Regions from separate parts of the Mus musculus genome. Here region 1 is linked to region 2. A link is a loop called in an ENCODE intact Hi-C map of the cell type or tissue named here. Cell type or tissue: heart. All regions are shown on one strand. Each heading gives the region's core, and the rest is flanking DNA. Links, peaks and the distances in the headings are about the cores only.

Region 1 (12,629 bases), core at 1,504-9,503, 110 kb after region 2:
AAGCAGTAATAGCCTGAAACCGATACACTCCGGCACCAGACTTGCTTTGTCTACAAGGAATGTGCATACTCAGCTCTGCCTTCGTGAGAGTTTATGTCACCGTCTGACATTTGGAACAATGTTACTGTATGTTCATTGAAATCAAAATACCAAACTGACATGAGATAGATTGATGCTGGTTAAAACAAGGGACGAACTGTAAGTCGACCAGAGGCTTGTGAAGTTAGTATATTACAGTTAGATCAGAGGATGATGTAGTTAGCATATTACAGTTAGACCAGAGGTTGCTTTTGTTAGTATGGTACAGTTAGACCAGAGGCTGGTGCAGTTAGTATATTATAGTTAGACCAGAGGCTCGGGTAGTTAGCATATTATAGCTAGACCAGAGGCTGGTGCAGTTAGTATATTATAGTTAGACAAAAGGCTGGTGTAGTTAGCATTTTATAGTTAGACCAGAGGCTGTGGCAGTTAGCATATTAGACCAGAGGCTGTGGTAGTTAGCATATTATAGTTAGACCAGAAGCTGGTGTAGTTAGCATATTACAGTTCGACCACTCAAACCTGCTGGGACCAGCAAGGCTGACCAAGGTGACTGTCAATCCTTCTCTGCTTTATTAAAGTCCTATGTGCATATTCTTTGCCTTTACAACTTGCAATTCCCATCATGCACCTGACACCATGGCACATCAGCATCCTGACCCCATCAGGGTAGAAAAGAGAACTAAACCCTATTCTGGAAAATCCCAAACCTATCCCTGGATTTCCCATCTTTCCTCACTTAACTCACAATTTTCCCCATTAACGTTTTCCCATAAGCTGAGCTTCCAAAAATCCCAAGTTGCAACTCCTTCAGGAAACCTGAAACAGGCAGGGCAGAGGGAGTTGAATACTTTTAATTCCAATACTGGGAGACAGAAGCAGACAGGTTTCTATACATTCAAAGCCAGCCTGGTTTACAGAAAAGTTCCAGGACAGCCAATGTTCCATGGAGAAGCCCTGGCTTAAAAAACAGTCCCCCACCAAAAAGAAACTTGATCTACCACCTTTGTCCTGTGACAATCTTCACCCAAATTGCGAACTTTATCTGGTCCCTGAAGTCTTTCTTTGATGGAGACAGGAACTACTGGAAAGAGATTTCTACCTGGTTTCTAACTTTATGGTCTTCCCAGCCTACCCCACACATATACCATCTATGAAAAGTCACTGAAGTACAGGGTCTAAAATGAAACAGTGAAAATAGCAATCTACAAAGGATACACATAGCCTATTTTTTTTTCTGAAATGTGTATTTTAGAGGATTTGATTGTTTTTTTTTTTTGTTTTGTTTTGTTTTGTTTTGTTTTGTTTTGTTTTGTTTTGAGACAGGGTGTCTTTATGTAGCCCTGGCTGTTCTGGAATAGTTATGTAGACCAGGCTGGCCTCTAACTCAGAGATCTGCCTGACTCTTTCTCCTGAGTGCTGGGATTAAAGTGTGAACTATGACCAGTTTGCTGAGTTTTTTCTTTAAAAACTTGTTTATTTTTATTCCATATGCAATGATGTTTTGTCTGTGTGAGGGTGTCAGCTCCCCTGCAACTGCAGATATAGACAGCTCTGAGCTGCCATGTGAGTGCTGGGAATTGAACATGGATCCTCTGGAAGAGCAGCCAGGGTTCTTAACCCTTGAACCAGTCTGCAGCCCTGAAATGTGTATATTTCATAATGGAATTACTGTAAACAGAGAACTGTTGTTACATCAAAGCTGTGTTGGTTCATAAGTGATTATCCCTAGATAAAAGGAGATGAAACAGACATCCAGCCTTCAGCGAGAAACAGAAAACCTTCAGCTTGGTTACTGCACCAACAGGCATGCTTCTCCTAAGGGAATCCAGCAAAGCTTACCCATTTCCAGTTGAACCTGGCTCCAGTTCCCAGCATTCACGTTCAGCACGTTCCCAAAGCCTTAGGTCTCCCCACTCAGTTTGCACCTAAGGTACTCAGAGTGAACCATTTTCTCTGGCTTGGTGTGGCCAGCAGGCTCTGTTACTATCCAATCATCTTGTGTGGTTTCACTCTCTGCTGGAGCAGCCAGCAGCTCTTACTCTAGGGGATCTCCCAGCAATCTCCCAAGTACCACTTAGTTTGTGTTAGTATTTTGGTTGCAAAGTTATATACCTTCATTAAGTGGGCTCCTGCCACTCTAAACATTCTAATTACATTTTATAAAACTTGGTGATTCTTAGGCGATAGATAGAATAACACCCTGTTATAACACTAGAGACTCTTGTTTGTTTCTATGTAACTCTGGCTGTCTTGAGACTTGCTGGGATTGGCTTTGAACTTGCTGTGATCTTCCTGCTTCTGCTTCTGGGGTGCTAGCGTTCCAGGACTACACTATAATACTGGCTTTTTACAATAAAACTTGCCGTAAAACAATTTAGTGGTTGGGAGTCAATTTTTTTCCAGTTAAACAGGGGAAAAATCCACAATAACTACACTTCCCATAAAAAGAAACAAGTGGTATATTATGAAATGTGCGTGTTTGGTTTTTCTGACACAGGTTCTCACTCTTCAGCCCTGGCTGGCCTGAAACTTGCTATGTAGCTCAGAATTCACAGAGATCTGTGTGCCTGATTCTCCTCTTGAATGATGGGACTAAAGGCACATGCCATCAGGCACAGCATAAAACATTTTGATTTTTATATGGGTGACAATCGAAATGGTTTATTTCAAATTGACATGCATTCCTATAATATTTCAAAATACAAGACATTGCAAAGTGGCTAAAAGTAAAATGTTAGTGTTAGATCCTGAAATGTTATAGAAATTTTTTATAGAAATGACTACTAGCTTTAGATTCAAAATGCTATTGAAGGAAGGAATGCTTTAGTCTTGTAATTTCCTTCCTTCTTTCCTTCTTTCCTTCCTTCCTTCTTTCCATTCTTCTGTCTTACAGTTTCTTTTATCGTGAACAGACACCATGACTATGGCAACTCTTATAAAGGAAAACGTGGTACACAGACAGACATGGTGCTGGAGAAAAAGCCAAGAGTTCTATATCTGGATCAGCAGGCCAGAGGAAATGAGTACCACACTAGGCCTGGCTTTGAGCATCTTAAACCTTAGAGCCTGTCCCCAGTGACACATTTCCTCCAACAAGGCCACACTTCCTAATAGTGCTCCTTACTCCCTACGAGCCTATGGGTCCCATTTTCTTTCAAATCAATGCTCATTAATCCTCTCTTTTCTTTCTTTCTCTCTCTTTCTTTCTTTCTTTCTTTCTTTCTTTCTTTCTTTCTTTCTTTCTTTCTTTCTTTCTTTCTTTGATACAGGGTCTATGTACTCCAGGTTGTACTGAAACTTGCTATGTAGCCCAGGCTGGCCTCAAACTCATAGAAATCCCTTTACCTTTGCCTCATGTGTGCTAGGATTAAAGGTGAACTCTAACATGCCCAATGATGCAACATTCTTAATGGACCAGTCAGGCCTGAAACACCCACATTTGACACAATGGAAAAAAGGGATTACTGTTCTAGTTATTATTAACTGTGAAGTCGACACTGCCTAGAGGTGTCAAAAAAAAGAAAGAAAAAGAAAAGAAAAGAAGGTCTCAACTGAGTAATGAGCTGTATAAAGTTGGCCTGTGAGCAGGTATATGAGAGCTTGTCCTCATTATCTTAATTGATACAGAAGAGCTCAGCCCATTGTGGGTGGCAACATCCCTGGGCTGAACAAGGAAGCTAGATGAGCATGGCTGGAACATCTTTCCTCCCTGGGCCTTCCCTCCAGGTTCCTTCATGCCCTGACTTCATTCAAAGATGGTTGTGATCTAGACATATAAGCTAAACACACCTATTCTTCCCTAGGCTGATGTTGGTCAGAGTGTTTTTATCACAGCAACAGAAAGGAAACTAGGACATGTATGTTTAAGGAGAAGTTAGAATAAGGCGGCTCTCTGCTCCTCCCTGTTCCAGAGACAGCCGCATCTTCTTGTGCAGTGCCAGCTTCGTCCCGTAGACAAAATGGTGAAGGTCGGTGTGAACGGATTTGGCCGTATTGGGCGCCTGGTCACCAGGGCTGCCATCTGCAGTGGCAAAGTGGAGATTGTTGCCATCAACGACCCCTTCATTGACCTCAACTACATGGTCTACATGTTCCAGTATGACTCCACTCACGGCAAATTCAATGGCACAGTCAAGGCCGAGAATGGGAAGCTTGTCATCAACGGGAAGCCCATCACCATCTTCCAGGAGCGAGACCCCACTAACATCAAATGGGGTGAGGCCGGTGCTGAGTATGTCGTGGAGTCTACTGGTGTCTTCACCACCATGGAGAAGGCCGGGGCCCACTTGAAGGGTGGAGCCAAAAGGGTCATCATCTCCGCCCCTTCTGCCGATGACCCCATGTTTGTGATGGGTGTGAACCACGAGAAATATGACAACTCACTCAAGATTGTCAGCAATGCATCCTGCACCACCAACTGCTTAGCCCCCCTGGCCAAGGTCATCCATGACAACTTTGGCATTGTGGAAGGGCTCATGACCACGGTCCATGCCATCACTGCCACCCAGAAGACTGTGGATGGCCCCTCTGGAAAGCTGTGGCGTGATGGTCGTGGGGCTGCTCAGAACATCATCCCTGCAATCCACTGGTGCTGCCAAGGCTGTGGGCAAGGTCATCCCAGAGCTGAACGGGAAGCTCACTGGCATGGCCTTCCGTGTTCCTACCCCCAATGTGTCCGTTGTGGATCTGACGTGCCGCCTGGAGAAACCTGTATGTATGGGGAGAGCTGGGCTTGTCTCTGGTGTGACAGTGACTTGGGACAAGGATAGTCATCTTGGGGTTTGTTCTTATCAGGCCAAGTATGATGACATCAAGTAGGTGGTGAAGCAGGCATCTGAGGGCCCACTGAAAGGCATCTTGGGCTACACTGAGGACCAGGTTGTCTCCTGCGACTTCAACAGCAACTCCCACTCTTCCACCTTCGATGCCGGGGCTGGCATTGCTCTCAATGACAACTTTGTCAAGCTCATTTCCTGGTATGACAATGAATACGGCTACAGCAACAGGGTGGTGGACCTCATGGCCTACATGGCCTCCAAGGAGTAAGAAACCCTGGACCACCCACCCCAGCAAGGACACTGAGCAAGAGAGAGGCCCTATCCCAACTCGGCCCCCAACACTGAGCATCTCCCTCACAATTTCCATCTCAGACCCCATAATAACAGGAGGGGCCTAGGGAGCCCTCCCTACTCTCTTGAATACCATCAATAAAGTTCGCTGCACCCCCCAAAAAAAAAAAGAATAAGGCGAAAGTGAAATAGGTTATTAGGTTTCTTTGCACGTTCAAAAAGATAGAACTGACTTACTCTCTCTTTGAAATAATTCTTCCATACCAACTACATTATATAGCATATATTTAAACATATCCAGATAAACAATATCGAGGTTCAAAAACAAGTTTTCAAGTACATCTGTTTTTCTTCAGAGCTGGGACTGAATCCAGGACCTCACTGATGGGGAGCCAGCACTCTGCCAACCTACAATACCAGTAACCACAAAAAACCTTCCAATCACGAAAATGAAAAGATAAAAACAAAATATCAATTCTAGTGGAGGGTAAAGCACGCACTTCAAAGCAGAACATGATTATGATCAGCTGCTTCTAGCTGGTAATCTTCAAAGTAAAAACTTTGGCCCAACAAATCTTTGAGTCTCACTTTCACCTAGCTAGGGCACAGCGCGCCCCCTACTGGGAGTTCCTGACTGAATTAAAAAGCTCACTTTTAATATATACTTGAGGAGTTTAACACCAATGTTTGAAACTTTAAGGGATTTTACAACTCATCGTCGTACAGTTATTTGTTTCTTGTGCCCATAAAGTTCATTTTCAACATTTTCCATCAGAACCATCCTAGCCTCGCAACAAACGTCAGGGCTCTCATATCTCTCTGCTTTTCCACTACCTCTCCCATGATGCCTTCCATTCCCTCCCACCCTAGGTGAGTCTCGACCTGGATGCTGAGAATAAAACCCAGGTCCTCTGCAAGGTTCTTTTAACCACGGAGTCAACTCTCCATCCACCTCCCACACTAGGACCCGCACCTTCCAAATCCCACTGAGGGACTTCAACTATGACCCCCTGAGCCCCCGCGAGTTTCCGTAGCTCGGCTGGGTGGGTGGGAATGTGGTGTGCTCCGGAGGTATAGATCGCTTTGGTCTGCGCCTGCCCGGAGGAGTCGGGAAACAGCAGCCACAGCTCCTACCTTCCCAGCCATGGTCTAGAACGACTAGCTTGGGCACTGGCCACAGACAGAGTCTGGCAGTTCTAAACTCCACCCCAAGCTGACCACTGAATCCCTGGGCTCTGCCTCTCACACTTTGTTAAGTTTATCCTTCAGTTATTGCACCACTCTCGAGCAACAAGCACCGCCCACAGACTGGTGCCTCAGGCCCGGGCTCCGCCTCTTGCCTGCCTACGTTCCGCCCTCGTCCTGTTGCTCCCCACCGGGCTCCGCCTCTCGCGCACCAAGCCCCGCCCTCAGTCTATTTCTCCACATCCGGGCTCTGCCCTCTGGACCCCTGAGCTCCGCCCTCAGCCGCTGGCGTCACACCGAGGCCCCGCCTCCCACGTGCCAGCGCTCCTCTCCCAGCGCTCACCGGTCCTTCCAGCAGTCCTCAGGTTGCACGCGACCGGCAGTGAGCTTCCACTGGGTAGGGGTGGGAAGCCGGTGGCTCCGGGCAGCGGTGATAACCCAGCAAGGAAGCAGAGTCGCATTTCGGAGCGTCCACTCGTAACGCGGCCTCTCGCACACGGAGCTCGTAGTCCAGGGGAGAGGAGGCCAGGGCGGCCCTGGAGAGGTTGTAGGTGCAGCGGATCGGCCGTAGAGACCCCGTCGGACTCAGGAAGGCACTGTCAGCCGCTCGGAGCGGAACCCCTTTCCCAGACAGTAGAGTCACCCCTCCCCCTCCGGGGACCGTTACTGGTCGCCTCCTGAAGGATCAATCTGGGATTGTCCGCTAAAGTGGCCTTAGGCACCGTTAGTCTAGGGCTCGCTGGCTTGTGGCCTCAGAAGGTAATGCTCTGGGGTACCACTTTTATGTAGGGATTGTGCCCGGGGCTGGGGCATGGGCGGGAGCTAACGTCCACAGGCAGTGCCAGCAATATGCCAAATGCACCAAGCACCAAGGCAAAGCCACAAGGCTGTAGATGTCTTCTTTCAGGCAACCCAGTTTTGTGCTAAACCTCAATAGACTTTCTTTTGTCAGGACCATGGCAAAGAGTGGAACACCAGCTATTCAGGATGTAGATGAAAGTCGCTCCCCAAAACTAAGAGTGGTGTGAATTATATTTAGTCCCTGCCTCCAAGGGTTTATTAAGATAATTTAAAATGCCTTTGAGATGACAAAAGTTAAGACTCATCATTTTACTTAGATTTGCCTCCTATGGTTATAATTTTAGGCTCCTTCATAAATCCTACTAACATTTTACTATATATTATTTTTTCATTCATCAATTTCATTTCATCCTCCATTCCCTTCAGTACCACAACAGGACTACTTAATCCTTAGAGGATGTACAGCCAAACAAGGTGACTAGCCATCGGCCAGGAGAGCTTATTAAAAGATTTCATTTCTTGGGCATCCAGGTAACTTATCCACAAAAACTCATTGGTTTTTTAAAAAAAATTATTTATGTGTTTTGGTGTTATGACATATATATGTATGTATGAACCCTTGGAACCCTGAAACAGGAGTTACAGACATGAGCTGCCATGTGGGTGATGGGAATTGAACCCAGGTCCTCTGGAAGAAAAGCCAGTGTTCTTGAGTCATCCTGTTCTGGGATTATTTTTCAAGACATTTCTCATCTGTGCCTTAAAGACTAATAGAACTGTAACTTTTAAGTGTATCTTAAAGGGCATTTTTTTTTTCCTGGAAGAAAGGTTTATTGCATAAGGAAATCAATAGTGTGAAGGTAATTAAAATATTTTTAATTTATGCAAAAGTGTTTCATCTGTATGAAAGTTTTTGTTTGCTGCATCGTAGTAGTCAAGAAGTTCTGGAGAATTTCAGATTTTCAAGATTAGGGACATTTAATCATTTGTTTTTTTTTTAATTTTTTGTTTTCTTTGGAAAGTTTTGGTAGGTTTACTTTCTATTACTTCCACATCTAGGGGGTGGGGTGTGTGTCTCAATATATTGCCTGTACCTGTCTCTAACTCCAAGGCACAAGCAATTCTCCTGCCCAATCATATGCTGGAATTACAGGATTGTGACTTCATAACCTTCTACCTATATTTTGATAAGACATTGGATTTACAGTTTGATAGTGACATGGGATAAGAATTTGGGGACTGTCAAAAAATATATATGAGAACTTAGAAGCCTGGAGAGCAGAGTGTTATGGATTGAATTAGGTTCCTTAAAAACTTATATGTTAGCCTGGTACAGTGCCATATATATCTATAATTCCAGCACTTGCAAGATAGAGGTATGAGAATGACAAATTCAAGGCCATTCTTGCATATATATATATATATATATATATATATATATATATATATATATAGAGAGAGAGAGAGAGAGAGAGAGAAAGAGAGATGGATATAGTGAGTTTGAGGCCTGGCTTGGCTATATGAAACCTTGTTTTATATATATATATACATATATATGTATATATACACATATACATATATATATATATATACACACACACATATATATGTATCAAGAAAAATCCCCAATGATATCATATGGTTGCCCTCCCAGACTAATATAACCATTGTCAAGAAAGTAAAATGGCCCAGGTACAGGGTGTATGTCTGTCATCCCAGAACTCAGTACAGCAGGACAAGAGCCTGGGTTACATAATGGCACTACCTGAAGAAGCAAATGGAAAGACAATACAGAGGGCTGGAGAGATGGCTCCATGGTTCAGAGCTCTTATTATGCCAGGCATGGTATCAACCTTCTTTAACCCTAGTACTCAGGACACAGAGTCAGGCTGATCTCTGTGCGTCCAAGGCCAGTATGTAGAGGGACTTTTTTAACTCCCCCCCCTAAACAACAACAACAACAAGCAGCTCTTGTTGCTTTTGCAGAAGACCTTGGTCCCCAGCACCAAAATGGTAGTTTACAACCTCTTATAACTACAGACGAAGGGGATCTAATCCCTCTTCTGACCTCCATGTGCACCACCACACCTGTGAAATCACATAGATACATGCTGGCAAAACACTTGTACACATTAAATCTTTAAAAGGTTTTCTTTTTTAACGATAATACAGATTGGGAAAACAATTTGCAAGCTCTGTCTCTTACAGTCTGTCTTGAATATATGAATAACTCTAAACTCAACAAAAGACAGCCCTATTTAAAAATGAGAAGCGATGCTAGGCAAGTGGCTAAAGTCTGTATTTCTGGCTACTAGGGAAGTTGAGGCAGGAAGATCACAAGTTCAAGACCTGCCTCAGCAACTTAGTGAGACCCTGTCTCAAATTTTAAAAAGGAAAATGAGGACAGAGGGTATAGCTCTAGTAGAACACTGAGCACAGAGAGAGAGAGAGAGAGAGAGAGAGAGAGAGAGAGAGAGAGAGAGAGAGAGAGAGAGAGACAGAGACAGAGAGAGAGACAGAGAGAGAGACAGAGAGAGAGACAGAGAGAGAGAGAGGAAAGGATGAGAGGAAGGAGTTGAAGAGATCTTTCTTTTTATTTGCTTTTTTTATTGGATTTTTTAAATTTACATTTCAAATGTTTTCTCCTTTCCAGGTCTCCCCTTCAGAAACCCCCTATCCCATACCTCCCTTCCCCTGCCTCTATGAGGATGCTCATACACCTACCCACCCACCCACTCCTCTCTTCCCTCCCTGGCCTACACTGGAGCATAGAACACCCTCAGGCCCAAAGGCCTCTCCTCCCACTGATGTTCAACAAGGCTACCCTTGCCACATATGCGGCCAGCACCATGAGTCCCTTCATGTGTATTCTTTGGTTGGTGGTCCACTCCCTGGGAGCTCAAGGGGTGTTGGTCTGGCCTGTTGACACTGTTGCTCCCTCCATGGGGCTGTGAACCCTCTCAGCTCCTTCAGTCCCTTCTCCAACTCCTCCATCTGGGACTCCTGTGCTCAGTCCAATTAATGGTTGGCTGCAAGCATCTGCCTCTGTATTTGTCAGGCTCTGGGAGAGCCTCTTAGGGGACAGCCATAAAAGGCTTCCATCAGCAAGGACTTCCCGGCATCCACAATAGTATCAGGGTTTGGTGGCTGTATATGGGGTGGATCCTCAGGAGGGAGAGTCTCTGGATGGCCTTTCCTTCAATCTCTGATCCACACTTTGTCTCTGTATTTCCTTCTGTGAGTATTTTGTTCACCCTTCTAAGAAGCACTGAAGCATTCATATTTTGGTCTTCCTTTTTCCTAGGCTTCATATGGTCTGTGAATTGAAACTTGGGTATTCCAAACTTTTGGGCTAATATCCACTTATCAGTGAGTACATACCATGTGTGTTCTTTTGTGAGAGTTACCTCACTCAGGATATTTTCAAGGTCCATCCATTTGCCTGTGAATTTCATGAAGTCATTGTTTTTAATAGCTGAGTAGAATTCCATTGTGTAAATATACCATGTTTTCTGTATCCATTCATCTGTTGAGGGATATCTGGGTTGTTTCCAGCTTCTGAATGTTATAAATATGGCTGCTATGAACATAGTGGAACATGTGTCCTTATTACATGTCCGAGCATCTTCTGGGCATATGCCCAGGAGTGGTATAGCTGGGTCCTCAGGTAGTACTATGTCCAATTTTCTGAGGAACTCCAGACTGATTTCCAGAGGGGTTGTACCAGCTTGTAATCCCACCAGCAATGGAAAAGTGTTTTACTTTCTCCACATCCTCACCAGCATCTGCTGTCACCTGAGTTTTTGATCTTTGCTATTCTGACAGGTGTGAGGTGGAATCTCAGGGTTGTTTTGGTTTGCATTTCCCTGATGACTAAGGATGTTTCTTTAGGTGCTTTTCAGCCATTCAAGTTTCCTCAGTTGAGAATTCTCTGTTTAGCTCTGTTCCCCATTTTTAATAGGATTATTGGGTTCTCTGGAGTCTACCTTCTTCTTTGTATATGTTGGATCACATCTATCAGATGTGAGATTGGTAAAGATCTTTCCCCAATCTGTTGATTGTTGTTTTGTCCTATTGACAGTGTCCGTTGCCTTACAAAAGTTTTGCACTTTTATGAGGTCCCATTTGTTGATTGTTGATCTTAGAGTGTGAGCGATTGGTGAACTTTCCCCTTGTGTCCATGTGTTTGAGACTTTTTCCCACTTTCTTTTCTATTAGATTTAGTGTATCTGGTTTTATGTGGAGGTCCTTGATCCACTTGGTCTTGATCTTTGTACAGGGAGATAAGAATGGATCAATTTGCATTCTTCTACATGATGACTGCCAGTTGAACCAGTACCTTTTGTTGAAAATGCTGTCTTTTTTCCACTGGATGATTTTAGCTCCTTTGTCAAAGATCAAGTGACCCTAGGCGTGTGGGTTCATTTCTGGGTCTTCAATTCTTTTCCATTGATCTACCTGCCTCTCTCTGTACCAGTACCATGCAGTTTTTATCACTATTGCTCTGTAGTACAGCTTGAGGTCAGGGATGGTGATTCCCACAGAAGTTCTTTTATTTTTGAGAATGGTTTTCACTCTCCTAGGTTTTTTTGTTATTCCACATGAATTTGAGAATTGCTCTTTCTAACTCTATGAAGAATTGAGTTGAAATTTTGATGGGGATTGCATTGAATCTGTAGATTGCTTTTGGCAGGATAGCAATTTTTACTATATTAATCCTGACAATCCACAAGCATAGGAGATCTTTCCGTCCTCTGAGGTCTTCTTCTATTTCTTTCTTTAGAGAATTAAAGTTTTTGTCATACAGATCTTTCACTTGTTTGGTTAGAGACACACCAAGATATTTTATATTGTTTGTGACTATTGTGAAGGGTGTCATTTCCCTAATTTCTTTCTCAGCCCATTTATCCTTTGAGTATAGGAAGGCTGCTGCTTTGTTTGAGTTAATTTTATATCCAGTCACTGCTGAAGTTGTTTATCAGATGTATGAGTTATCTGGTGGAGTTTCTAGGGTCACTTAAGTAAACTATCACATCATCTGCAAATAGTGATATTTTGACTTCTTCATTTACAACTTGTATCCCTTTGACCTCCTTTTGTTGTCTAACTGCTATAGCTAGAACTTCAAGTACTATGTTGAATAGATAAGGATAAGAGAAGGCAGCCTTGTCTAGTCCCTAATTTTAGTGGGATTGCTTCAAGTTGAAGAGATATTTCTTTAATGTTATAAAAGTAGCAGTAAGAACATGGAAAGTTTATTGCATAACCATTATTTATAATGCATATAAAACACAAATCAAAATTTTACTAAGATACCCCATGAAACTTTTGAGGTTGTCTGAAAGAGAAAGTTTTACGGAGGTAGATATGGGTTCCCTTATACACTGATATTGAAAATGTAAAATGATTTTAAGAGTAGTATTACAAAGAAAGCCCCTTTGAAAACCTATGGAATACTTCTTTGAAAATTCAGTTACCATGTGACACAGAAATTCCACTCCCATGTGTATAGCAAGGAATAAAAATATATGT
Region 2 (12,629 bases), core at 1,823-9,822:
TTGCGCCGAACCTTTCGGTCCTTGTTGTGGCGAATGTCAACACCCATGATGGCGCCTCCTGCTCGGCCCTCTTTCTCTTTTTCTTTTCTTTTTGGGAATTGAAGTCAGGACTTCTGCTCTGGCCCAAAGATTTATTTTTTATTATTATATGTTAAGTTCACTGTAGCTGACTTCAGACACTCCAGAAGAGGGCGTCAGATCTCATTATGGATGGTTGTGAGCCACCATGTGGTTGCTGGGATTTGAACTCAGGACCTTTGGAAGGGCAGTCAGTGCTCTCAAGGGCTGACTTCAGCCCCTCATTAGGGTTTCCTGAGACCGGGTCTTATAGATCCTATGCTGTCCTTGAAGTCCTCAATGTGACACAAGAGGACCTTGGATTACTGACCCTCCTGCTCCCACCCCACCCCCCCCACCCCCCCCACCCCCCGCCACACACACACACACAGGTGCGGAAAGCGCCAGCATCACAGGGACCTGGCAGTGCAGCGTTGGGATCAAGCCGGGGCTTTGAGCACGCTAGGGGCATCTTGCCAACTGAGCGAGATTCCCACCCCTCCCTTTTTATTTCTTAAGCATTTTAAATGGACACAAAAAATTGTACATAATGTGGATATGGATACTGAGTAATCACAAGGGCTAACATATCTATCTTTTCAAACATTTATCATTGTTTTGTGAACAGACTGGCGATTTGTATGTTAACACCGTCCTGTGCAGGTACACCCACCCCTTACTCTCCCCTCAGTAAACCTCCAACTATCCCCCCTCTTGTCATATTTCCTGCAATCCTGAATTCTCTCCTGGGCTATCTCGGTCAGTTTCAGATATTGCCCTTTAGACTGTCCATGGCTATGCTGCCAACCAGTATAACCACTAGTACATAGTGATTATTATTTTTCATTCATTTAGTGGTCTTTTTGAGTCAGAGTCTCATATAGCCTAGACTGTGCTCAGCAGGTGGCTTTTGTTTGTTTTTTTTGTTTTGTTTTGTTTTTTGCTTTTCGAGACAGGGTTTCTCTGTGTAGCCCTGGCTGTCCTGGAACTCACTTTGTAGGCCAGGCTGGCCTTGAACTCAGAAATCTGCCTGCCTTTGCCTCCCAAGTGCTGGGATTAAAGGCATGCACCACCACCACCTGGCAGAACTGTGGCCATTTCAATGCAAATAAATTAAGATTCAGAGCCCCCCATCTCCACCCCGGGTTGGATGTTCACCAGGCCACGGAGATCTCAACTTTTGGTTTCTGTGGAGGTTGGAGGATGTCACTTGTCCATTTCCTGTGTGGGGTTGGAGGTTGTCACTTGTCCAGCTTCCAGGAGGCTGTCGTCAGTCGCTTGAGAGTTAGGGAAGATGGATTTTGTTTCTGTGTCTCTCTAGTTCTCAGCTCCTGCGGGGCCCAGGAAGTCATATATGTTCAAGGAGCCTGGTAAGGAAAGGCTGTATCCTCAGGACTTGGAAGGTAGAGGATTAGACTCCAAGGCCAATCTTCTCCATATGACCAGACTGGCCTTGACCTCAGATATCCTCCTGCCTCCCTAGTGCTGGGAATAAAGGCGTGTACCACCACTGTCTGGAACCTTTAAACTTTTTTTTTGGTTGTTTTGGTTGTTTTGTTTTGTTTTTTCGAGACAGGGTTTCTCTGTATAGCCCTGGCTGTCCTGGAACTCTGTAGACCAGGCTGTCCTTGAACTCAGAAATCCACCTGCCTCTGCCTCCCAAGTGCTGGGATTAAAGGTGTGCCGCCCGGCTCTCCACCTTTAAACATTTTTCTTCTTCTTCTTCTTCCTCCTCCTCCTCCTCCTCCTCCTCCTCCTTCTTCGATGCACCAGAAGAGGGCGTCAGATCTCATTATGGATGGTTTTTAGCTACCATGTGGTTGCTGGGATTTGAACTCAGGACCTTCGGAAGAGCAGTAGGTGCTCTTAACCACTGAGCCATCTCTCCAGCACCCCGGATTTCTTCTTAATTACAAATATGTGCGAGTCAGAATCCTGAAACTGTGCTCAAACTGCAGCCAATGGAACACTGGCATTTTATTTTATTTTATTTTTTATTTTTTTTTGGTTTTTTCGAGACAGGGTTTCTCTGTGTAGCCCTGGCTGTCCTGGCACTCACTTTGTAGACCAGGCTGGCCTCGAACTCAGAAATCCACCTGCCTCTGCCTCCCAAGTGCTGGGATTAAAGGCGTGCGCCACCACGCCCGGCTGGCATTTTAACCATAATTTTTAAGTTTCTCTTGTAACACCAGAGCACAACAACAATTTTAGGAAGCAAAACCTAATTTTAACAGTGTAAACAATCTGTTCTCTTTAAAAATCAACACCAAAAACATTACTTTCATGTTACAAAGTTTTAAGTGTCTCCCTACTTTTGAAGTGCAGTTAGCGAGCGCCTGGGTCATTCTGAGACAGTGGCTCAGAGCAGGCAAGAACTTTGAAAAGCAAAACTCAACCTCCAACAATCCAGTCTCTCCAAAAACACCAAGTGAATCACCTCCATGCTACAAAGTGTGGCTGCCCATTCCTGCACACAAACACAAGACGGTGCAGCCTCCAGTACCTCAGAAATACTGCCCTAAACCTTATCTTTTATAAGTCTGGCTTCTAGGATAAGAATTACATAAAATATTACCCAATTTAGATGTATCTTTAGAGACCTGTTTCCGTGGGTTGGCTCATGCCACATGTTGTAGTTCTGAATTACTCCAACCCGGAGTTACCAGTTTTTAATTTTTTAAATTTTCTTTTTTTTTTTAATTATAAGATTTATTTATTATTCTATCTAAGTACACTGTAGCTGTCTTCAGATGCACCAGAAGAGGGCATCAGATCTCATTATGGATGATTGTGAGCCACCATGTGGATGCTGGGATTTGAACTCAGGACCTTCAGAAGAGCAGTCAGTGCTCTTAACCACTGAGCCATCTCTCCAGCCCAGAGTTACTAGTTTTAAGCCAACTTTCTGTAACCTATGTTACTTTTTTTTTTTTTTTTTTTTGAGACAGGGTTTCTCTGTGTAGCCCTGGCTGTCCTGGAACTCACTCTGTAGACCAGGCTGGCCTCGAACTCAGAAATCCCCCTGCCTCTGCCTCCCAAGTTCTGGGATTAAAGGCATGTGCCACCACCGCCCAGCTTACAAATTTCTAATCATAACCAGTAACTTATAAGCCAATAATTTATAACCAAGACATGTAAAACATATTTGTACTTTTAAACCCATTCAGCAACAAAAATGAAATGGTTGCATACATTTACCTATTTAAACAAGACAAAATTCTTAATTTTTTAAGCTGTAATTTCAAGAGAGGAGCTCCTTGTCACCTGCTGAACCCAGTAATCACAAGCACAGAGATTTTTGTAGGAAAAACAGCCATCTGTTCCCTTACCATAGAACTTGAGAAGCTGCTGGCTGGTTTAAGAGCAGCTTTTACAATCAGTGCCTAGCAAGGCTTCTCCAGCCACACTAGACTCCTAACTACAGGTGCAGGGCTCCAAAGACCAATTGATACTATTTGGTTTCTCTCTCTCTCTCTCTCTCTCTCTCTCTCTCTCTCTCTCTCTCTCTCTCTCTTTCTTTTGAAATGAGTTAAAACTAAATCAAGGGCTGAACAACCAGCAGATAAAGTTTTAACCGCTTTTTCTTTTGAACATGAAACACAGAACAACAGCCAAACCACAAAAGGAAAACACAGACTTCACATAAAACAGTCAGTTTTGACGGACATGGACGGATTGGCCCTCTAACGACAGACAATAGACAGAGAGGAAAGAGAATTAGACGTCCCGAAGGGACCCAGATATCCTACCTAAGAGACCCAGAACCAAGCATTCCTCCAGCAGGAGCCAGAGAGGGGGCAGGGTGTCTCCTGACCTCCCCCTGCTCCTAGGAGAGCTCTGAAACAGCTTACGCTCATTTTCCTTCTCTTTCACCAAATCATCCCCAGATAGTGGGGAGGACTGCTTTTCTCAAACCCGTTCTCTCATGTCTCAGGTGTAAACAATCTCTAGTCAGGGTCCAAAGGCTAAAAGCACCTATGAGAATTACCTTCGCTTCTCTAGATTTCCACATAGCTCTAAACACAGACACAAAACACATTTTACCTTTACCTTGGCCTTCTACAAGGTTTATTCACTGCTGGCCCAAATCTTCTTTACTTTCCTTTGCATGTGCTTCCAATTCCCGAGGTGTCCATCACTGTCCCCCACTTACTGGGGCTCCAAAGTTGAGGTGCCATCTGACCAAGCCCGCTCAGTCAGTCAACAGGTTCTCCAGCGCAAGAGTGAGGATTAAAAAGATAAAAAGACAGACAACATTGTAGCATGACCCCAGTCAACTTTGAGACTGAAGGCAAATTTTTATTTTCCAATCCACTTTTTATACCATTTTATTTACATGCAAGTATTTTGGGCAAGCAGTGCAATAAGGAACAAAGCAGCAAGCGATTTCTCCCACGACAGTTGTTTAAAAGGGCTTGTCATAATGACCGAAATACTTGAGCCCACTTCCTTGTCCAAGCCCAAAATCTTGCCTGGAGCCTAGTTCTTCTGTTCCACCCTAAGACTAAAATTCTTGCCTTACCTTACTTCTCCATTACAACCTAAAGTTAGATTCTTGCAGAAACTTACTTCCTTATTATACCCTGTCAGATTCCTGCCTGAAGCCCATCTCCTTGTCCTTGGCCAATGCCAGACTCCTGCCAAGAGGTACCCCAAAAGGCTTTCCACAATAAATAAGTGAATAAATAAATAAATAAATAAATAAATAAATAAATAAATGAATGGATAAATAAACACTTGACCTGTATGTGTGTGCCTGGGCACTGTGTGCCTGCAATACCGAAGAGAGCCAGAAGAGGGCGCATGGGCCTCCTTCCTGGAACTGAAGTTTTATGAGGTTGTAAGGCACCAGGCTGGGAACTCAGCCTCTGTCCTCTGTGAGAGGAACAAGCGCTCTTGGCTGCTGAGCCATCTCTCCAGACCATGCTGTTTCTCTCTTTGAAACAGGGTCTCATTAACAGCCCAGGCTGGTCTGAAATTCATTATATAGCCCACGCTGACCTCAATCTCATGGCAATCCACCTGCCTCAGCCTCCAGTACTGAGATTGCAGGTATGAGTCATTATGACTGGTGTTTAATTGCTTTTTAAAAGAACATTACCTCCAAACACTGTCACCTTGTGAGGTATGGGAGGTTAGCTTTTTGTTTGTTTGTTTGTTTTTGTTTTTTCAAGACAGGGTTTCTCTGTGTAGCCCTGGCTGTCCTGGAACTCACTCTGTAGACCAGGCTGTCCTCGAACTCAGAAATCTGCCTGCCTCAGCCTCCTGAGTGCTGGGATTAAAGGGGTGCGCCACCACACCTGGCAGGAGGTTAGCTTTTTGAAACACGGGGAAGGGATATAATTTAACCATTAGGCGACAGAGGTAATTTGCCCAGAGTTTATTAATTTTATTTACTTATTTTCAGTTCTGGGGGTGGTATTCACATTCTTGAACAAGCTAGGCATATCCAAGACCACTAATATGTACCTTCTGCTGAGAGTGACCCTCACCTTTGCGTGTGCGTGTGCGTGTGTTGGAACCCAGGGCTTTGTGTGTGCTAGGCAAGTCCTCTGTCACTAAGATAAACCTCCAGCTATGTCTTCTTTGGGGATGAAATAATAAACCTACTACAGGGTAGGCAAGATGATCATCTGTGGTCATCAGGCTTGGTGGCAATCACCTTCACCCCACCCCCAGCCATCTTGCCAGCCCTTGTTTTGGAGAAATGGTTTGAAAACTTCAGACTCACAAGCTGTGGCTTAGCAGCAGTAGAAGTGAGCACTCTGGCTAATGAGCAAATCTGTGAAAAGCTTGGGGCTTTCAAATGTCAGTGTTTCCAAAGATCCTTCATTTATTGAATTCTTTAAACTACAGATAATTCTTTTCCTGTGTGTGTGCGTGTGTGCGTGTGTGTGTGTGTGTGTGTGTGTGTGTGTGTGTGTGTGTGAGAGAGAGAGAGAGAGAGAGAGAGAGAGATCTAGAAACACCCTGGAGCTGGAGTTACAGGTGAGCTGTCTATCTACTGAGCCATGAAACGAAGCGAAGTCTTCAGCAGTAAGAGATGGCTCAGTTGGTTGTGACAGCTATTCTTTTTTTTTTTTTTTTTTTTTTTTTTAATTTATTGTATGTAAGTACACTGTAGCTGTCTTCAGACACTCCAGAAGAGGGAGCCAGATCTCGTTACAGATGGTTGTGAGCCACCATGTGGTTGCTTGGGACTGAACTCAGGACCTTCGGAAGAGCAGTCGGTACTTTTAACTGCTGAGCCATCTCTCCAGCCCCTGTGACATCTATTCTTATTCTTGGCTGTCAACTTGACGATATCTGGGATTAGCTAAAATCCCAAAATGAAGGACACCTATGAGGGATCGTTACTTGATTTGAAGTGGGAAGATTCACTTCCCTTTTGTTTGTTTGTTTTTCAAGACAGGGTTTCTCTGGGTAGCTCTGGCTGTCCTGGAACTTACTGTGTAAATCAGGGTGACCTTGAATTTACAGAGATCTGCCCGCCTCGGCCTCTCAAACTCTAGGATTAAAGGTGTGCACCGCCTTCCCCATCCACTCCCCATCGATGGAACTGTAGCTATTTGTCTTAGTTAGGGTTTTACTGCTGTGAACAGACACCATGACCAAGGCAACTCTTATAAAGGACAACATTCAATTGGGGCTGGCTTACAGGTTAAGGTTCAGTCCATTATCACCAAGGTGAAAGCATGGCAGCATCCAGGCAGGCATGGTGCAGGAGGAGCTACTCCTAATCTGGTTCTCTGAGCTGTGAGGAACACCTCTAATCTGGGCCGTACCTTCTGCTGGAGGCCTATATAAGTCTATTGAAGAGGGAAGCTTTTCTTTGCCTGCTTACTTCATCTCTTTGGCAAGCCTACTTCTTCAGGATTCCAGCACATATGAAAAACCAGCCGATACCTCCAGCCTTGTGGACTGAACTATTGGATTCTTGGACTTTCCATTCATAGGCAGTCACTGTTGGATTTGCGGCCTGTAAGTCTCATTCTAGTAAATGCTCTCTCTCTCCCTCTCTCTCTCTCTCTCTCTCTCTCTCCACACACACACACACACACACACACACACACACACACACACATCTATAAGTTTTGTTACTGTAGCAAACCCTCACTAATACAGTGATTAAGATTACTGGCTGTTTTTTTTTCAGGGAAGATGGGTTCAATTTCCAGTGTCTACATGATAAGAGACCTCACAATTGCTTGTCCTAGGGTATTCAATGCTCTCTTCTGGATACCAGACAGGCTTGTAGTACACAAACGTATATGTAGGCTAAACAACATATAATAAACATTTTAAAACTTAAAAAGAAAAAAAGTAAAAAAAGCAAAAAAAAAAAAAAACTTAAAAAGAATTTTTAAAGAATTATTGGACAAGGTTTGCTCATACAACTCAGGAAGCCGAGGAACGATTGCTTTAAGTTTGTGGTCACACAGGACTACAGAGTGAGGCATTGTTAAAAACAAATCCTTACAAGACAAAACAAAAATAACAGCAACAGCAACAGCAACAGAAGCAGCAACTGTGGTTTTGCGTTTAGCCCAGCCGCTTGGGAAGGCGGAATGCAGAGATGCTAGCTGGACAGCATTTACCCTGCGCCAAGCTGCTGCTGCTGCTGCGCTCAAGAGAAGCACCTACACACCGCTGGCAGGGGTAGGGGATGGGGTGGGGGGACAGGACACGCAGCCTAGGCTGTGGGGAGGCTGAAGCCGGGCAGCCTGATTTACAGTCGCTGCTGGAAACCACATGGAATCGGGAACGAAGGGTTGGGGGCTGGGGGCTTCCAAACTCCTAGACATCCAGATGCCACTGGGTCGCAGGGAGTGGGCCTGCAGGCTGAGAATGAGCCCAGGGCTAGGGGTTCTCAGACTCCTAGACATCCAGACTCTTGGAAGTTGTGTCGAGGAAGAGCAGAGATAGGAGGAGGCCCTTGGGCTGAGGTGAGGGTGAGCTCAGGGCGAGGGTGAGGGGCTGGGGTGGGGGACTCCATCATAGCTCATAGGGGAAAGCCTTTAACAGTGGTTGCCTGGGAGCGCAGGGGGGCCTTCTGCAGGAGGCTTAGGCACCTCGGCTCTGTAGCCGAAGGCATTCTCCATGTTCCATCAATGGATATTGATGAAAGAGACAGCCGGGCAGTGGTGGCACACGCCTTTAATCCCATCACTTGGGAGGCAGAGGCAGGCCAACCTGGTCTACAGAGTGAGCTCCAGGACAACCAGGACTACATAGAGAAAAACCTAAAAGAGACAGTTCTTGGCTCCAAACTGTTTATTGATTGTTCATTGTGCAATATCGATACATACCACTTCCTCACGGTGGGGCAGAGCTTAAATACCTTTTGCAGAGGGGAGTGTCTGGGAAAAGGGAAGCTTATTGGCTAAACTCAGGGTCTCTATATATCTCATTAGCATGGAGAACTCTGTTCTGGGCTAAGTGACCACAGGTCAAGTTTCCTATATGAGAAATGTGGCACGTGATACATTGTGGGCTGAACTATTGGATTCTTGGACTTTTCAATCATAGGCAGTCACTGTTGGATTCACAGCCTATAAGCCATTCTAGTAAATGCTCTCTCTCTCTCTCTCTCTCTCTCTCTATCTCTCTCTATCTATATATATATATATACACACGCACACACATCTATAAGTTATAAGGGAGCCATCTACCTTCTCAGGTGGGTACATGGGTGCCAGGGACTCTGAAGTCCGCTCAATCTTACCAAGTTTCCTAGCACCGTCCACTCTCCCATAGCAACAACAAGCCACAAACCTTCTGGAATCAACTGTGCACACTACTTAGAGAATCTGGCCAGGAAGTGGTGGCACACACCTTTAATCCCAGTACTAGGGAGGCAGGGGCAGATGGATCTCTGTGAGTTTGAAGCCAACCTGGTCTATGGAGCATGTTCTAGGATAGCCAGAGCTGTTACACAAAAGAACCTTGTCTCAAAAAAACAAACAAAACAAAACAAAACAACGACAACAACAACAACAACAACAACAAAAAACCTGAGAGAGGAGTCTGCTTTTTATGTGATAGTAAATCATGGATGTCTAGTTCGTTTAAAATATAGTGTTAGGGTTGAAGAGCTGGCTCAGTGGTTAAGAGTGCTGACTGCTCTTCCAGAGGTCCTGAGTTCAATTCCCAGCAACCACATGGTGGCTCACAACCATCTGTAATGGGATCCGATGCCCTCTTCTGGGGTGCATGAAAAACAGAGCAATCCTATCCATGAAATAAGTAATAAAATATAGTGTTGGAGCTGGACTGTGGACTGGTGTTAAAGCATATGTAAGGCCCAGGGTTTGATTCCCCAGCATCTAGCAAACAAATACAAAACTAAGGAAACCATTAGAAGTTTTAAACAGTCCTTTGTTACTTGCAGCTTTGACCAGTTCCATTATATAGATACAAGTAAATTTGTGCTATAATACCCTATGGATATTATGATCATGACCCACACGGACTAGAAAAACAAAGCTCCAGAAATGGAAATAATGCCAAACAGCATATGTTAACACTAATTAATATGGTTTTTAAGTTTGACTTGGGCCTAATCAACACAAATACCCTTCCCACATCAAACCCAGCTCTGACCACAACCATCTTGCCTCTGGCCTCCACACGCTTGTTGGATGGGAGCTGTCTGGAGCTCAAGGAAATGGGCAAGGCAGGGACCATGTGATGTAACTGGAGGGACTCTGTCTCTTACAGCTGGGATGTAAATAGCTAAAACGTTCCCAGCAGCAGATTCATTCCTGAGGGTCAGTGAACACAGGTCCTGTCCCTAAGCTTTACGAACACACCTGACTTCCTCTGTAAAGTCACTGTCTGGGGGAATGGATGGCTCACTGGTTATTGAGTGTGCTTGTAGAGGCCTGGGGATTGGCTCCCAGCACCCACCATCACTTGTAACTAGCTTCAGGGGATTTGACATCCTCTGGCCTAGTGCAGTACCTGTGTGCATGTAGGCATACACATATACACATCAATCAGAAAAAAAATCAGCCACCAGACCCTCAGATGGGTACACCCACTTGATTAGTTTTCTGTAGCAGGAGGTCTTCTGAGATCATCTTCATCTGCTCAGAAAATGGAATGCCCAAAGACCTAGAACTCTCTAGAAGCTTATAAGAGTACGAACCAGGAAGTGTGAAGGCACTTTACAGCTTGGACTCCCAATGGTCTTGAAGAGAAGCAAGCAAGCAAGCAAGCAAGCAAGCAAGCAAGCAAGCAAGCAAAGGGCTTTCCAATCATCCTTTTGTACCTGAAGGGCTATCCTCCCTTTTGAAACCACATTGTTATGGCCAGACTCCCCTTCCACATTATCCTAATTTCTGTAGTTTAAATTCATTAATTCTATCTATCTATCTATCTATCTATCTATCTATCTATCTATCTATCATCTATCTATCTATCTATCTATCTATCTATCTATCTATCTATCTATCTATCTTTTATTCTGTACTGTGTTCTGCCTGCATATGTACCTGCCCACCAGAAGAGGGCGCCATATACCATTATAGATGGTTGTGAATTATAATGTGGTTGCTGGGAATTGAACTCAGGACCTCTGGAAGAGCAGTCAGTGTTCTCAACCTCTGAGCCATCTCTCCAGCCCCTATATTTATTTTTGAGGCAGAGTTTTGCAACGTAGTCCAGGCTGGCCTCGAATGCTTGCTCTGCCTGCTTTAACTTTCTCTGGCCCTGGCCACAGCTGGCCAGAGTTCTTCCTTCAGTTGAGACGTGGCCAGCTATCCTGCTGTAAATGCTTTCTGTCTCAGCCTCAAAGACAATTTCTATCTGCAGATCACACATGACCTTATCTTCATTTCTGGATCCTGAGCCTCTATTCAGTCACAGGGTCACTTCTTGTATTTAGGACAGGACAGGGGTCTCCATATGCATGCAATACTGTCATCAGAGGGTCTAATGATAGAATCAAGAAAGTGAGTCCTGAGTCTGCGTGGCCTTGATGACGGCCACATCTTCAGTATAGCTTGTATGAGCCTCACAGTCTGGGGCTCACCTCTCTTAGTCTTTGGTTCATGCTGGTTTTCAGGTCCTGCTGTCGTTTCACATGTGGACCCCCACTGGTGTGTAGCACCTACTAGCTCTTATTTTCACACCAAACCTTCCTGAAACAGCGGTTGGTGAACTCAGGTTTCCATCAAGAGCTGGATCAAGGTCACCCCGCAGACCTGGTAGCAGAGACCTGTAATGGAATTCCAGCTATTCCTAAGGCTGAGGCCAGAGCAGCTGAGAGAGTTCAAGGTCAGCCTGATTAACTCAGTAGACTCAGTCTCAGAAACCAAAAGGAATCAAGGCTGGGGCCATAGCACACTGGTAGAGCATTGCCTAGCACACACAGGGAGTAGACATTAAACTGGGGAAAGTCACCCCAGTGCCTTGAATTAATTCTGTTGGTTTTGTTCTCAAATTCATGTGGATTTGCAATAATGAACTACTGTCTGGCTTCGACAGTGAACCTCTTGAAGGCAGGGGTCTGTTTCTGCACTGAGCTTGGTACCAGGTTCAATGAAGGAGTGTCCAATTAAGTGGTGGGACAGTCTGTACTTCACGCTCACAGATACGCTTGCTGCCTTGCAATGTTCTTTTCATGTGAATGGGATGTGACCAGGCTTTGTTATGACTCACCATTTAATAAGCTCACCAGAAGTTATACATCCAAATGAGGGCTGCATCCTTCAAAGTCCTCGCTTTGCGAGGCTGGATAGATACTCAGTCCCGTGGTGATGCTGGCATTTCCGTGGACTCTTTAGATCGCCTCTCTCGGTCACAACCCTGACATTTATAATACTTTCTTTCAGCGTCTCCCCGTGCTACCCTACCCTCATGTAGTATGTGTATCTCCATCTTGCGTTGTTAGCGTTGAGCAAACGATAAGATAATTCTGGAGATTTACTGCTGGCCCGAGTTTGTTTCACCAGCTCTGGCTGGGAGAGCCACACCAATAAAAGCTTAATGCTAGTGCTTCAGAGATTGTTTGATTTTGGGGAATAGTGAAGGCTTTTCTTTGATTTTAAGTTTCTCAAAGTGACAAGGTGAATGCGGGAGCTAGGTAGTAACTGATTTAAGCCAAATGGTTCTAAAGACTCGCAGCCCGAGCTCACGTGTTTCTCCTAAATTGATCTGGCACCCTTCTTTAAAACTCAGACTTCTAACTTCATGGCGACTCTGTCCTGTACCTTGGGTAACCAGCTAAGTTCCAGCTCTCTATGAACCACTGCTGGGACCTAATCTTTATTATTTCTCCCAGCATCCGGTAGACCCATGACTGGTCTCTCCTTTCCTGCTCTTTGAGAAGTGACAGTTCTGCAGATCCCAAGGGACAAGGAAAGAACTGAAAGACTGATGTTGGGGAGGGCTGGCGAGGGAAAGCGGTGGCGGATCTGGGAGCAGAGCCGGGAGTTCCTGCTTCCTGCTCCCGGAGCGAGTGTCCTCCGTAGCAGCCTCGGGGAAGGGAACAGCCCTTCCTGCTCCTGTCCGCGTACTCCAGGAGCGCAGCGAGGCGCGCCCCACCCCGGCGGAGGGGACGGTTTTCG

What was found. Hi-C counts contacts between places; a loop is a spot of excess contacts. Peaks named below come from ENCODE experiments on the same cell type or tissue, not always from the same donor. Only the 100,000 strongest peaks of a DNase experiment are listed, where the experiment ranks them.
Region 1: it touches region 2 in a loop (10-fold over the local background); 10 of 42 quality-filtered maps call a loop at or near these places.

The regions. Positions count from the first base shown.
Region 1 is chr6:128,194,606-128,207,234 of GRCm38, reverse strand. It overlaps the pseudogene Gm4691. Among named protein-coding and RNA genes, the nearest start is that of 9330102E08Rik, 17 kb to the right of the region's middle. In heart, for the core only: a CTCF peak has its summit at 5,733 (motif pointing left); DNase peaks (open chromatin) are centred at 5,724 and 6,504; H3K4me3 peaks cover 1,664 bases; H3K27ac peaks cover 1,316 bases.
Region 2 is chr6:128,300,775-128,313,403 of GRCm38, reverse strand. It overlaps Tead4 (TEA domain family member 4), which reads left to right and starts at 12,591. Exons shown (of 12, transcript NM_011567.2): 1 at 12,591-12,629. It also overlaps the pseudogene Rpl18-ps2. In heart, for the core only: a CTCF peak has its summit at 4,845 (motif pointing right); no DNase peak of the experiment used is centred there.